Regions from separate parts of the Mus musculus genome. Here regions 1 and 3 are each linked to region 2. A link is a contact called in ENCODE POLR2A ChIA-PET data. All regions are on one chromosome and are shown on one strand. Each heading gives the region's core, a stretch centred on a gene start or an enhancer-like site at or near the end of the contact. The rest is flanking DNA. Distances are from core to core; before and after follow the strand shown. Region 1 holds the start of Tspan4 (tetraspanin 4). Region 2 holds the start of Taldo1 (transaldolase 1). Region 3 holds the start of Sct (secretin).

Region 1 (2,776 bases), core at 93-2,592, 83 kb after region 2:
GGTGCACACCTTTAATCCCAAGCACTTGGGAGGTAGAGGCAGAGGCAGGTGAATTTCTGAGTTCGAGGCCGGCCTGAGCTACAAAGTGAGTTTCAGGACAGCCAGGGCTACACAGAGAAACCCTGTCTTGAAAAACAAAACAACAACAAAAAAAACAGTTGGGCCATCTCTCTAACCCCCTGTATCTCTGCGTTTGTCTCTTGTACCCAGGGTTATGGGCTTCCAGGGTTATTTGGGAAAGCTTAGGAGACCAATATCCCCTCATCAAGGAGTACAATTCCAGGCCCCACAGGTGGACTCTGACTAAACGCCATGAACTGGTTGTTGCTACCCCACAGGCTTTGAACTCACACTAGATTTAATTTCTCTGGGACCTAGACAGCTTGAGAGGTTCCTGCCCAAGTGAAAGAGGGTCCCAGAAGGCTAGCAGCTACTCATCAGAGCTGATCTAATAGCTGCTCATTAAGCCCCACTGACTTATGGCTTGTGCAGAGAAAGAGAACCCCTTGGTGTTGACATGGTGGCCAGAGGTCTATTTTGGGGGACAGTCATAGTAGTGAGCACAAGACGATGCCCACAAAGCCTGTCCTGCATTTTAAAGGGCCCACGAGGTTCGAAGTACATAAGGGGTAGGTCGGAAAGCAGATAGAGGATAGAGAGTAGGTCGACAGGGAAGAGACTTGAGGTGTCACCCACGGGAAGGATGCTTAGAAGTTTCCCAAAGGCCAGCAACTTGAAGAAAACCACCTTCCAAACTTCTGAGAGCCTGGGCGTGATATTGCACGCCTTTAATCCCAACATCCAGGAGACAGGCAGGATTTCGAAGTGTTTCAGACCAGACTGCTTTACATAGAGAATTCAGGTCAGCCACCGAAATCCTGCCTCGAAAACAAACTAAAGACTCACTCTTCTGGGAATACATCACAGGTCTGGGCTGGAGGACATCCAGTCTTCTCACTAGACCCCACAACCCCTGCCCTGCCAATTCTCCATAGGAAATCTTATCTACCCCCGGCCCAGGACACCTCAATTTCACTCCCGGTCCGCCGCAGAACCCTCCCCATTGCCCCTCGACTTCATGCCCCCAGTCCAGCCTTCCCGTCCTGTCCCATCCCCCGCGGCCCGCCGTCTCACCCCTCCGTGTACTCGGCCTGCAGCAGACCCAGGTAGGCTTCCCATTTGTTGCCGACGATCTTCCCGCAGGTGAAGCAGCGCACCGGGATGATCATGGCGGCGTCTGGCGTGCAGGCTGCCGGCAGTAGCTTTTCAAGGCCCGCCCCAGGCGCGCCCATAGCGCGGGGCTCATTACGCCCTAGCTCCGCCCCGTAAGATCCAGAGCCCCGCCCCGCATCTCCCTGAATCCCGCCGCAGCCCTGCCCCGGCTCCCATGATTACCCTGAAGCGGCGGTGTTCCTTGCTCGTGCCCACCCGGGGCTCCGAGAGCCTCCGAGCCCGCGGCAGCATCCCGGTCCCCCCCCTCCCGCTGTGGTGGTAGATCCCGGCGCTACGGCGTCCGAGCAAGGCCGAAAGGTCCGCGGCCGGCGGTTCGCGTTTCTCGTGTTGCCTTGACTGACAGCTGCTCCGCCGTGCGGCGGCGCGCACAGGTACGGCGGTTCTAGCGGGCTGGGGTCCCGCTGGCCGGATCGCAAGCCGACTGGAGCCAAGAGGTGGTTAACAAGTGGTGGTGGCGCAGCCGGAGAGCGGGCTGCCGACTGTCCACGGCCAAGGCGGTCTTCCCGCCTCCTGGCCCGGACTCCAAGGGGTCTCGGTCTGGAGCCCTTACCCGAGGTGCCCAGGCAGAGTCCGGGCCTTGGAGTTTGGGGCGTCCTTCTCTTCGGCCGCTGCAGAACCGTCGGCGGTACGGTGTCCCGAGCCCCGACGGCGGCCTCCCGCGCTCAGTACAGTCCTCTCCTCTGAGAAGGGTCTTTTCCTGGGGAGAGGAGCAGGGCGGTGGTCCGGGAAGGCGTCATGGAGGAGGCACCCTATGAACAGACCTTCTAACCTCTTTTTCCCGGGATATTTGGCTCAGACGCGGAGATTGCGTGCGAGACTGCTAGTGGCCACAGGTCTGCCTCACCTGGACGTGACTTAAGGACTTAAGGGAATGGGCAAGGAGCTGGTTTCTGGGGAGTGTATCACCTTGGCCGCCTTCTTGTGTGTTGGGAGCTACCCTTAGGAAAACGAGGCAGCTTGCAGTGAGAAGCTGGAGAAGTTCGATAGAGCTTGGGAAGTTTGAGATCTGGTTACAGTGAAGGCTCTGGGGGGTCCTAGACATTTTCCAGGTGCCTCTGGGAAACAAACGATGGAGGGGAGGTCGGGAGGGGTCTCCTGGGTCTTGAGTGTGGCTGGTCGGAGCCACTGGCCAGCTTGGTGGTTGTGCCCCCGATGTCACCCTGGACAGCCTCCCTGGCAGCTTTTGCCATCCCCCATGGAGCCACGTGCAGAGCCACGAGCTAGGCGACTTCCCGGTCCTGTCCCCTCCCCCCAACATCCTGCCCTGGCCAGAGGGGGCAGTGGGGGCCTGTGAGTCACTGTGGCCTGGGATCAGGCTCAAGATCTGGACTGAAGACTGCTGGTGGCCAGAGGTGAGGGTGGCAGGGGAGTGGGATAGGAGATGGTCTGTAGGGTCTGCCCTAGGGGATGGGGTGGAGGCCAAAGGCTTGGAGGAGGGGCTCTCAGTTCGGTCCGGCCCCTGGAAGACTTGTTTACTTAGGGAGAGTTGGGGAGTAGAAGCCTGTGCCAAGTTGACATTCCTGGAATTCCCGTGTGTGTGTGT
Region 2 (2,987 bases), core at 120-2,619:
TTTTAAAAGATACTAAAAAAAAAAAAAAAAAAAAAAAAAGTGTGTTGGTTACTTTTTTTTGTCAACTTGACACAGCTCGGATTTTGCAGGAGGAGGGAACTTCGAATGAGAGAATGCCTCTGTCCTCAAGATTAGCAAGTCAGTCGGCAAGGCTTTTTCCCTTTGGCGAGTCTGGAGCTCCCTATGTAAACCAGGCTGGCCTTGAATCCACCTGCCACTGCCTCCAGAATGCTGGGATTAAAGGTCTGTACCACCTTGCCTGGCTCCGTTTTTAAGAAAAAATTAATTTTAAGATTAATGATTGATAAGGGAAAGCCCATAGCACCACGGTGAGTGGTGCCATCCCTGAGCAGGTGGTCCTGGAAGTTCAGGGCTGTAAAGAAAGGAGGCTGTGCAAACCAAGGGAGGCAAGCCGGTGAGAAGTTTTCTCCAGGCGCCTTTCTTGCAGTCCTTGAGTGATAGATTGTTACTTGGGAGGGTAAGGTACAATCAACCTCGCCTAGTTGCTTTGGGTGGTGGTGTTTATCACAGCAATAGAAAGCAAACTAAGACGAGTGGTAAACAAAATATTAACAGAAAATATCCGGCATACACATATATGTGTAATAGCTTGAGCCAGCATATTCAAAGAACTGCAAATCAATAATGGGAACACTGTAAAAGAAACTGCCCTTACTATTTTTATTCATGACTGAAGATTCAATTCCCCATCTCAACTTTCTCAAACTGCTGCTTATTCCAGACAGACTTCCAGCCAGGGGAGATGCAAAATCATGGGCAAGGGAAGGATCACCCAGCAGCTTAAGGCAACACCAGAACCACTCCATCTGGGAAGCGGAAACTGGTGGCTTTGCCAGAAGTCGCCCATGGGGCCATACACCTGTATTGATTCTCAGACTGTGCTTTAGCTTGTCTGCCTGTAAGCAGGGGCTGCACCGAGCTTGACTTATCGCGATCAGCAGAGAGGGCGCAGCTCCCAGTCCCTAAACTGGGAGTAGGGGAGTCCCACAGCTGGAGAAAGGGTGCACTTCTGAAGCCCCTGTAGGGAATGCACAGTTGGAGGCAAGGACCCGCTCAAGGATTAGCATGGGTGTGGAGCGAGAGCGCTGCCACCCATCCATCCGTAGTCCGTGGGGTCTGAGGCTTACTGAGCGCGCGTCTCAGTAGAATCCGTTGTCTGTTCATTCTACGCATCCGAGCTCTAGAGGGGTACAAAGAATCCACTCTCCTTGGACTGGTAGAAACTAACCACTCGCTACTGGGGAAGAGAACTCCGACCGTGACACGGGGCGTGGTCTATGGCAAGGTCTCCAAGTACATGGGCGGGGCTCGTCGTCAGGCTTCATTTAGCTTTGCTTTGATTGGCCAGGACGCGCGGGGCATTGTGGGTTAGCACGCACCGGCTACCGCCTCAGCTGTTCGCGTTTCGCCATGTCGGGGTCCCCGGTAAAGCGCCAGAGGATGGAGTCCGCCTTGGACCAGCTCAAGCAGTTCACCACCGTGGTGGCCGACACGGGTGATTTCAATGGTAAGAGGACGCGGTGCATGCGCCCTATTTAAGCTGCTGCGCCCCCAATTTTGGAACCAGCACCGGTGTGGGTGTCAGGGGCGGGGCCTCGCGGGCGCTGGAGCTGGGATTGGTGAGTTTGCGGAACCTTCAAGGATCAATAGCTCCTGGGCTATTGGTGACCCTGGGAGCCCGGCGCGAAGCCTCGGTGGGTAGAGGTAGTCCGAGAAAGTCTCCCTGACCCGGGGTGCCCCCACCCCTACTCCCAATTCCCTACGATGACACAGGCTCAACTTTGGAGCCAGTGCAGTCTGCAAGACTGGACACCATCTGCTTTTTGCAGCCTGTTGCACTGGTTTTCCACATGCAGCTGGTTACTCTCTATGGGCAGTACACAGCATGGCTGGAGTCAGACCAGTTGCACACACTAAATCAAATGGTTATCATTGTCATACTTCCTTCTCTTTTGAGACTGGGTCTCACAGTGTAGCCACAGGCTGTTCTGGAACTCCTGGTAATCCTTCTATCTTAGCCTTAGTGCTGGATCAGGCAGTGCCACCATGCGCAGCTCCAGTACTCAGATTTTCCTGGACTTGGTAGGGACGCGGAAAACAGGTGGAAAGACTTGTGCTGTTAGTCTTGCTCTCATCCTTGGAGGGTGGTGGAGGTGATCTCACATGTGCTGTGAGAAAGACTTTCAGGAAATGCTCCGTGTGAGCTCAGTACAAAAGCACTTCTGCTCTTTTCTGCTTTCTCACGGTGACTTGAGAAACAGGCTTTAATTCCTCATGAGTAAGTGCATTGTTTATCTCTCAGAGAGTCGCAGAGAGTGATTAGGCATATTTGGGCTGCTTAGCTATAAAGGACAGACTTGATGTGGGTCTAATAGCAAACCCGTCTGACACAAGCTGTGTTCGTCAGCTTCCAGAAATCCATCTGGGAGTCCTAAGGTTTTTCCACTGTGTGTGTAGTGCAGAGTTTACCGGCTAATGTTTGTGAAGAGAGCAAGAGACAGGCATGGTAGCTCACACCTGCATTTGGGAGGCAGAGGCAGGCACATCTTTATGAGTTGGAGGCCAGCCTGGGCTACATGGTTCCAGGCTAGCCTGAGCTACATAGTAAGAGCCTGTCTCAAACAACAACAAAGAGCCAAAGAGCACATTCATTGACAGTGTGGCTTAAAACAAATAATTATAAACATTGTCAGATTCAAAATCTATTTTATATACTTTATTTATTCAAAGTCTTTTTTTTTTTTTTGTCAGATGGTAAAGGTTTCTTTTGGTGTTTATTTGTTTGAAGACAGGGTTTCTCTGTGTAGCCCTGACTTTCCTGGAATTTGATTTATAGACCAGGCTGGCCTCGAACTCACAGAAATCTGCCTGCCTCTGCCTCCTAAGTGTTGGGATCAGCATTGTGCACCACCCCTGCCCAGCTGTGGTGAGGGTTCTTCACCCCTTGGGTATCACAGGCTCCTGAA
Region 3 (2,838 bases), core at 227-2,726, 110 kb before region 2:
TCCTGGTGAGGACACAGCCCAGGCCTCCATTAGATATGCTTCCTCTCCTTTTGCCTGTAAGCTCTCAGAGATAGGAAGAAGGCCCTGGGTGGGATCAGGAGGGTCGTAGGGGGTGTTCTGTTGAAAGGGCCTGCACAGCTCTCACTACTGTGGGCCTTTGCAGGGCTGGCTGCTTTAGGTGTCTGAAAACCTTCCCGAGGCTCCAAGCCTCTGCAAAGACTGAGCACTGTCTCACAACCCTTCACTGGTCCTACAGCTGCCTACTGGGAGATGACATCACCGTCAGGCCTCAGGCCTAGACATGTTAGAGCCAGGATGTACTCAGGTCCTCCCACTCATAAGCGGACCCCTATGACCCCGCCTGAGCCTCCTCCTCACCACTTCATTTACCCTGGCCACATGGCTGGACCAGGGTGGGGAGTCCCTGATCCCTAGAAATTTTGCTAAATGGACCACAGGGCAAGGTGGCACTCTAGGGAATTCAGCTGGGAAAAGAGGGGTTCAGCTGATGCCAGAGATAAGAAATGTCCTAGCTGGCTTCTTGGGTTCAAAGGGCAGCTGGGTGTGGTCCTAGCCACTGAATGAGATGGCTGGATCTGTCCACGCCTTCCAGGCTCTCGGAGCAGAGGCGGCCTTCATTTTATCAGACATCACACACCATGAGCTAAAAGACCAGGGTCTAAATTCCTTTTTTATTGATGCCAAGGACAACCAATCCCTACTCCAGCCAGGGTCCTAGAGACTCTTCCTCCCTCATCTGGGTGGCCTGGTTGTTTCAGTCCACTCTGAACGATCAACAGCAGACCTTGGTCCAGGAGGCAGCCAGAGAGACAGGGACCCATCCAGGGACAGCCTGGGCAGAAGCCTGTGGAAGGAGAGGGGACTAGTGAGTGACCATCAGAGTGCGGGTACCCACCTGGCTGGGGCACTTTAGGAATCCAGCTGAGGATGGAAAACTCACCAGTCCTGTAGGGTCTGAGTGTTCGACCACAGCAAGCAGAGCTGGTCCTCTAAGGGCTTGGACCGGGCCAGGCTGTTCTCTGGGATATTTTCTGTGTCCTGCTCGCTGACCCCACCCCCACCCCCACGCCCAAAGTAGAATTAGTGGTGTACAGGGATGTGGCGGGCCTGTCCCATACTAGCCAGTCTGGAAAATTCTACCTAGCGCGGGCTCACCTGCGCTTCCCCACCAGACCCTGCAGCAGGCGCTGCAGCCTGGCACTGTCCTGCAAGCGGCTGAGCTCGCTGGTGAACATTCCGTCTGAGTGTCTTGGGGTCCTGGGGAGGGGTGAAGCCATAAGGGTCAGAAATTGAAGTGTGGGCGTGGCCGGGATGAAACGGATTCCCAACCCTGCTCACCTGGGAGGTGCAGGGAGCGCGGCGGAACTGGAGAGCAGCAGCAGCAACAGCAGTAGCATCGGCGTGGGCAGCGGAGGCTCCATGGTCGGGCTCTGGGTGTGACAAATGCTGCAACTTCAGCCTGAGCCCCGCGCCACCGCTTTATAGCTGCCGGGACCGCCGGCGGCGGTGGGCTCCAGCACCGCCCCGGCTCCGCGCGGCCGGCCCCGCCTCATTGATTGCAGGAAGGTCAGGGCCGCCCACCCAGCTGTCGTCCGGCCACCTCCTGTCCCTACCGCCGTGTTGGCGCCCCTCAACTGCCTTGGGGGGGGAGATTAGAGGAGTAGTGCTACCAAGTAGCGAAATGGACATCTTCATCTGTGTCCAGGGATAGAAAATAGGGGTGGCAGTTCAGGACGGGCAGAGCGAACCGCACTGTGAGACCTCAACTCATCTTGGAGCCTAGCCTAGACCAAGACCTTGCCGCACTCTTGTCTGGAAGGAGCTGTAGGTGTCTTGAGGAGCCTAGGGCAGGCAGACGACTGAGAGGAAAGGAAGACCAGTGTCCTAGCGCTCCTGCTGAAGCCAGGGCAGGGTAGACTACTGCAGATAACCACCTTAAGGGCAGCTCAGCACCAGAAACAAAATGGGAATCCTCGTAGGCCTGGGGTTGCATTTTTGGATGGAAGGAGACAGTTTATTTGAATTGGTAGCAGAAAATGGAGATAGGTTAGAATAAAAGAAACGCAGGTGGGTAGAGGTTGTAAAGGAGTTGGGGCGGGGAGCTATGGATGGGGATTGAAGACAAATAGGCTTGCAGAACATCTTCATACTTGGAGTCCCCGACCTTAGTGGTAGCAGTACGCACCAAGACCTGAGTTCAACCCAGCACCGAAACTCAAATCAAAAAAGATAACCCTTGGGGCTGGAGAGATGGCTCAGAGGTTAAGAGCACTGACTGCTCTTCCAAAGGTCCCGAGTTCAATTCCCAGCAACCACATGGTGGCTCACAACCATCTGTAATAAGATCTGACGCCCTCTTCTGGTGTGTCTGAAGACAGCTACAGTGTACTTACATATAATAAATAAATAAATATTTAAAAAAAAAAAAAAAAGATAACCCTTAATATCAAATTACAAACCCAGAGAACTGTTAGGAGCTAACTCTCAGATAAAAATCATATGGTTTTGTTTTTTTTTAATTTTTTTTATTAGGTATTTTCCTCGTTTACATTTTCAATGCTATCCCATAGGTCCCCCATATCCACCCCCCTCAATCCCCTACCCACCCACTCCCCCTTTTTGGCCCTGGTGTTCCCCTGTACTGGGGCATCTAAAGTTGGCAAGTTCAATGGGCCTCTCTTTGCAGTGATGGCCGACTAGGCCGTCTTTTGATACATATGCAGCTAGAGTAAAGAGCTCTGGGGTACTGGTTAGTTCATATTGTTGTTTGGTTTTGTTATTAGGAATTGTTTCTTTTTGTTTTTTTTGGGGAGACGG

The links. ChIA-PET counts read pairs that join two places held with the same protein, here RNA polymerase II (POLR2A).
Region 1: POLR2A ChIA-PET joins it to region 2 with 43 read pairs in Patski. The contact joins the promoter of Tspan4 here to the promoter of Taldo1 in region 2. POLR2A ChIA-PET finds 5 or more read pairs at or near these places in 4 of 5 experiments (Patski and embryonic stem cell).
Region 3: POLR2A ChIA-PET joins it to region 2 with 10 read pairs in embryonic stem cell. The contact joins the promoter of Sct here to the promoter of Taldo1 in region 2. POLR2A ChIA-PET finds 5 or more read pairs at or near these places in 3 of 5 experiments (Patski and embryonic stem cell).

The regions. Positions count from the first base shown.
Region 1 is chr7:141,473,894-141,476,669 of GRCm38, forward strand. Tspan4 (tetraspanin 4) reads left to right here and starts at 1,343. Exons shown (of 8, transcript NM_053082.3): 1 at 1,343-1,604. Polr2l (polymerase (RNA) II (DNA directed) polypeptide L) reads right to left here and starts at 1,260. Exons shown (of 2, transcript NM_025593.1): 1 at 1,135-1,260. The coding sequence starts at 1,229.
Region 2 is chr7:141,390,791-141,393,777 of GRCm38, forward strand. Taldo1 (transaldolase 1) reads left to right here and starts at 1,370. Exons shown (of 8, transcript NM_011528.4): 1 at 1,370-1,528. The coding sequence starts at 1,432.
Region 3 is chr7:141,277,657-141,280,494 of GRCm38, forward strand. It overlaps Sct (secretin), which reads right to left and starts at 1,477. Exons shown (of 4, transcript NM_011328.3): 1 at 1,360-1,477; 2 at 1,177-1,278; 3 at 962-1,066; 4 at 673-865. The coding sequence starts at 1,442. The coding sequence ends at 754.